Linked DNA regions of Homo sapiens: region 2 is linked to region 1. A link is a contact called in ENCODE Hi-C data. All regions are on one chromosome and are shown on one strand. Each heading gives the region's core, a stretch centred on a gene start or an enhancer-like site at or near the end of the contact. The rest is flanking DNA. Distances are from core to core; before and after follow the strand shown.

What was found. Hi-C counts contacts between places; a loop is a spot of excess contacts on that map. Pooled maps may share reads with other maps.
Region 2: a loop to region 1 is called in a pooled map, with 3 times the contacts of the local background. The contact joins the promoter of C19orf53 here to the promoter of LYL1 in region 1. A Hi-C loop is called at or near these places in 1 of 168 maps with a recorded cell type or tissue (CD4-positive, alpha-beta T cell), 1 of 37 single-sample maps with no recorded cell type and 5 of 50 pooled maps.

The regions. Positions count from the first base shown.
Region 1 is chr19:13,101,431-13,104,338 of GRCh38, reverse strand. It overlaps LYL1 (LYL1 basic helix-loop-helix family member), which reads left to right and starts at 1,481. Exons shown (of 4, transcript NM_005583.5): 1 at 1,481-1,808. RefSeq lists enhancers at 1-4, 1-18, cis regulatory regions at 1-8, 808-1,728 and a silencer at 1,099-1,708.
Region 2 is chr19:13,772,994-13,775,901 of GRCh38, reverse strand. C19orf53 (chromosome 19 open reading frame 53) reads right to left here and starts at 1,446. Exons shown (of 3, transcript NM_014047.3): 1 at 1,328-1,446; 2 at 1,195-1,250. The coding sequence starts at 1,424. It overlaps MRI1 (methylthioribose-1-phosphate isomerase 1), which reads right to left. Exons shown (of 6, transcript NM_001031727.4): 6 at 1,620-2,908. RefSeq lists enhancers at 381-909, 910-1,439, 1,416-1,615, 1,686-1,755.

The sequences.
Region 1 (2,908 bases), core at 232-2,731:
CGTTAACGAAGAGTCCTGGGGCAGGATCCCCTCTCTGGCTCCTGCTCCCTTCATCCCCATCTGTAATGAGGCTAATCTTAGGACCCTCCTTGTAGCGATATCAGAGTTAGCGCTTAATTTTTTTTTTTTTTTTTTTTTTTTTGAGGCAAGGTCTAGGTGTGTGGCCCAGGCTGGAGTGCAGTGGCGCAATATTGGCTCACTGCAGCCTCCACCTCCCAGGCTCACGCCATCCTCCCACCTCAGCCTCCAGAGTAGCAGGGACTACAGGCACGCACCACCACAACCAGCTAATTTTTGTATTTTTTGTAGAGATGGGGTTTTGCCATGTTTCCCAGGCTGGTCTCAAACTCATGAGCCCAAGCAATCCGCCAGCCTCAGCCTCCCAAAGTGCTGGGATGACAGGCATGAGCCACCAAGCCCGGCCTTTACTGCATAAAACTTTAGTTCCTGCTTCTTTGGAGGAAAGCAATGGAGGTGTTGATCGTGGGGTCCTGGGCTCCACCCCATTCCTGGGCGGGGGGGGGGGGGGGTTGGTAGTCCTGCTGCTGGGTGCCTGCCTGCCTGGGGGCTCTTGCAGTTGCCCAGATACACAGACGGGCCAAAGCATGAGTATCACAAGTGGGTGGCAGTCTGGTAGCTGCTGCTGCCTGGCTGTGCCCAGAGCCTCTCCCTGTGGGAGGCTCCAGTAGGGTCTTGAGGTTTACCACCAAGCCAGGATAACTGCCCCCCATGAAGGGGCCGGGTGCTGTGGGGTGAGGGCCATGGACCACCAAGTTGGAGTTATGTGATCCTGTAGCCAAGAGGCCTATAGTTGTGGGGACCTGTTGGGCATCTACTGGAAGGTCACACCAGCCCCAGCACCCTAGGAAATCCAACTTCCCCACCCCACCCCTGACAGCCATGGCTCTTCCTCTCACCCTCCTGGGCTTGGAAATGTGTGGATACTGTGCTGAGGGCTTGGGACACCTGCCCAGGCTGGACACCCAAGGCCAGACTGTTAGAACTGTTCCCCTTTGGGTGCCCCACTCCCGGGTAGGGGTGGTGGAGAGGAGGGAAGGGCCTCTGTAAAAAGAGGAACCAGGCTGGGTGAGGAGAGGAGGTGGGGGCCCAGGGTCACGCGGCCCCAACGGGCCGGAAAGGGCTCTCCCTCACCCCCATCAGCACAGACATTCGGGCAGGGAGTGTGCAAAGCCAAAGGGCAGACTCGGACATAAGAGGAGGCAGCTTCCCTGCCTCAGTTTACCCCCTGCGTGCATCCAGGCACCTCCCTCCCCGGCTGCCCTGGGGCCCGGGTCCCCAGAGGCCCGGGGTCCCTACAGTGGCTGGGGGAGCGGAAGGCGAAGCCCTGAGGGGTGGCGGACCGAGTCCTGCCAGCGCCGGCTGGGGGCGGGGCCGGGAGGCCCGCGCTGCTAGGTCCCCGCCCGCTGGTTTCCTCCGGGGTCAGCCAGGCTCCTTATCAGGCGCGGCCAGGCAGCCTGGCCCTTATCTGCACTGGGCCAGCATCCTCCGGCCGCTGCGCCGCCAGGGGTGAGAGGGAGGAAACCGGGCCGCCGGGGGCGGGGAGAAGGCGGGCCGGCCCGGGAGCCGCTCACTTTCCCTGGGGGGGACCTACGCGGAGACCTCGGCTATCCTGGCCTTCCGAGGCCCACGAGGAGGCGCGGCCCAACGCCGGGGCCTGGAGCATTGAGGCCGGACCCTCGCGAGACAGCAGAGCCTGGCCTGACGCTGGAAACCACACCCTGGCCCAGACTGCCAGCCCTGACGGGACAGAGCCAGGGCACTCACCAGGCTGCAAGAACAGTGCTGGGGTAAGAGGGGAGCGGGCCTAAAGGTGGAGGATCCCGGGCCTGGGACCCAGCCTGCATTCCTTTGTTCATTCCTTCATTCATTCATTCACCAGCAGGGACCCACTAGTGAGGGGCCAGGCCTGCTTCCCCAGGGCCTAGCTGAGGAAGACAGGGCAGAGGGGCCAACAGTCTCACACCTTGCTGGGACATCCTGGACTCTGGAACCAAGAGCAAACAGGGATGTCAAAACAGTATGCAAAACTGTGGATGATCGCGGGGCATTGTGGTGCATGCCTGTAATCCCAGCACTTTGGGAGGCTGAGGCAGGAGGATCACTTGAGCCCAGGAGTTCCAGACCACCCTGGACAACAGAGTGAGAACCTGCCTCTACAAAAAAAATTTTTTTTTTTAAATTAGCCGGGCATGGTGGCACATGCCTGTACTCTCAGCTACTCAGGAGGCTGAGACAGGAGGATGGCTCGAGCCCAGGAATTTGAGGCTGCAGTGCACTATGATTGCACCACTGCACTCCAGCCTGGACAACAGAGGGAGACCCTGTCTCTAAAAAAATAAACAAATTTTAAAAAGCGTGGATGCTGATGAGGATGGGGGCTTCCAAGCCAGAGGGAGGGTTGGGGCATGACTGGACTGGACTGGGCAGTGGGGTCAGTGTTTGGGGGTCTAGGGTCAGCATTTGAGGTCATAGTGTCAGTAGTGGGGTCACAGGGTTGCTATGGGGGATGTTTGCAGTGGGAGTGGGGGTCACTCAAGCAATTATGGAGCACTTTCAGGGACAGCAATGGGAAGAACCGCAGGGTCATTCTTGAGGTGCAGAGGGTCAGCCTGGGTGGGGGCTGGGGGCCTTCCGTGAAGGGTCAGAGTCCATCTTGGAGGGATTCCAAGCTCACATGGCATCAATGAGTTAATGAGGAGTCTCTGGGTTGGATCTTTAGATCTGAGGATAACAGGGTTAATCTTGGGGTTTCTGGGGATCCCAGGATCAGTTAGGGGCTCCCTGTCTTGTTCCCTCTCCAGGCTGCAGAGGTGAGGGAATTCTGGAAGAAGGAATATTTGCTCAGAGGCTGGGCAACAGCGCCCCTCCTGGGTCACAAAGAGCTCAG
Region 2 (2,908 bases), core at 197-2,696, 670 kb before region 1:
CATCTGGAAGGAAGTGATCACAGGGGGAGGAGGGCAGAATGGGAAGGGAGGATCAGGAATTTGGTTTTGGACATGCTGAGTGCAAGGTGACCATGAGATTCCCCACTCCACGGAGGTAAGCGGGCCAGTGGGTACCCAGTTCTGAGAAAACCGACACTCTGGGGTGACGAAACAATTTGCTCAAGATCACAGGGCTGTTTACTGTGGAGTACAATTCAAACCCAGGTTTGACTCCCACCAAAACCAGTTTTAAATCTCCTTCCAACTTCTTTACAAGCTCAACCTTACCCATCTACATATAAATGTTGCACTTAAAAACAACCATAGGGTGGCTCACGCCTGTAATCCCAGCATTTTGGGAGGCAGAGGCGGGAGGATGCCTTGAGGCCAGGAGTTCAAGACCAGCCCGAGCAGCATAGTGAAACCTGTCTCTACCAAAAATACAAAAAAAATAAAATTAGCCGCGTATTGGCGAGCACCTGCAATTCTACCTACTCGAGAGGCTGAGACGGAAAGATTGCCTAAGTCCAGGAGGCTGAGGCTGCAGTGAGCTATAATGGGGCCACTGCACTCCAGCCTGGGCAACAGTGAGACCCTGACTCAAAAAAAAATGACGATAACCAACGCACCCTCACACTTCTTTGAGCCCTCTGCTGTTCTAGGTTTACAAAGCTGGGCTTTCAATTCCCTTCCCATGTCACCTCGCTGTCTTCCTGAGTTCAATTAAAGAAAACAGTAACAGCAAGAGGCTGACGTTATTGGAACCCTTTTTGGGCCGCAGGTCTTGCTTCTACGAGGCCCTTTTGAAGTGGTAAGTGGTGTTCCTGCACCCCTTGCACAAGGAAGAAAAGGGAGGCCCACAGAGCTGGGAGTCCTCCAGGCCTCATCCCTTGCCCTTTGCCGATCCCTGTGCTCCTTCCCTCGCCGGCCTCCAGATTTCATCTCTCGTCCCTAGCACGTCCCCCAGCCCCTATCCCTCGCCAGCTTCCACCTCTTACCCCTCTCTGCGCCCCGGGCTCCATCCTTCGCTCCTAACGCGGCCCCTGGCTCTATCCCCTCGCTCCTAGCTCGTCCCCAGGATCCACCCTCTCCCCTCACTGATCCCCGGGCTCCACCCATCCCCCCTCGCCGTCCTCCGGGTTCCACCCCTCGCTACTCGCCGCCCTCCGGGCTCCATCTCTCGCCCCCGCACACCTTCTTGAGCTTTTGCTGCTGCACGACGCGCGCCTTCTTGGGAGCGATAACACGACCTGGGGAAAGATGTGCTCACGTGAGGCCGGGAAGCCGGGGGTCCACCTCGCCCCCAAGTCCCCGGGCCGCTCCTTACCGCCTTTTCTTGGGCCCCGATTCTTTTCAGAGGCTGCCGCTGCCGTCTTACTCTTTGCGGGTTTGTGCGCCTGAAACTTGCGCTGCCCCTGCGCCATGGTCCGGCACGCAGCGGAAGAGGCGGGACTGTGAGCAGTCGTAGCCGGAAGGCACAGGGAACCATGGGATACAGCGGGGCGGAAAAACGCAAGAACTCACGGGATACAACGTGGCACAGAGTTAAAGAGACAGCATCCCACAAGGGTAGTGTAGTGGATCACAGTTGGAGTTTTCAAACATTACGAACAAAACGGTGACAATGATAAGCTAACGTTTATTGAGAGCTTATGTGTTTTAGAAAACTTACAACGTTTTATGATCTTTACACATAAAAACTCAGACTAGGTTAGGGTGTGGCACTCACCTCTGGTACAGAATTTAAGAAGGTTCAAAAACTTTGGTAATAGTAAACAATATTTTCAAGACTTAAAAAATATTTTAATATCCAAAATAATCAAATTGTTAAACTACATCCTGCAGACCGGCAGCATAATTTTGTAAATAAAGTTTTAGTGGAACCAGGGTGTTGAGGTCAGTAAGCTCAAGGCACAAGTGCGGGGTTCTAGCCTCTTCAAAATTTTATTTAGGCCGGGCACGGTGGCTCACGCTTGTAATCCCAGCACTTTCGGAGGCCGCGGGGCGCGGATCACCCGAGGTCAGGAGTTGGAGACCAGCCACGACTAACATGGTGTCTCCAATAAAAATACAAAAATTAGCCAGGCATAGTGCCAGGCTCCTGTAATCCCAGCTACTCGGGAGGCTGAGGCAGGAGAGTCGCTTGAACCCAGAAGGCGGAGGTTGCAGTGAGCTGAGATGGCACCACTGTACTCCAGCCTGGGCGACAGAGCGAGACCCCGTCTCAAACAAATACTTGTTTTGTTCATCATGGATTTTTTTTTTTTTTTAAAGAGATGGGGTCTCACTCTGTTGCTTAGGGTGAAGTGCAGTAGTGCAATCAAAGCACACTGCATCCTTGAACTCCTGGGCTCAAGCCATCCTCCCACTTCAGCCTGAGTAGCTGGGGCTAGAGGTGTGAGTTCCATGCCCAGCTCATTGTTTTTAAATTTTTGTTTGTAGAGACAAGCTCTTCCTATGTTACCCAAACTGGTCTCAAACACCTGGGCTCAAGGGATCCTCCCAAAGTGCTGGAATTACAGGCATGAGCCACCAAGCCTGGCCTCATCATGGATTTTTGCATTAATTTTGATTTTTAAAAAATACTGCTGTAAGGTCAGGCACAGTGGCTCATGCCTGTAGTCCCAGCACTTTGGGAGGCTGAGGCAGGGGGATCATTTGAGTCAGGAGTTCGAGACCAGCCTGGCCAACATGGTGAAATCATGTCTCTACTAAAAATAGAAAAATTAGCTGGGCATGGTGGCGCATGCCTGTAATCCCAGCTACTCAGGAGGCTGTGGCAGGAGAATCGCTTGAACCGGGGAGGCACAGGTTTCAGTGAGCTGAGATCTCGCCTCTACATTCCAGCCTGGGTAACGAGTGATACTTGATCTCAAAAAAAAAAAACCCAAAACAAAATATTGCTTTA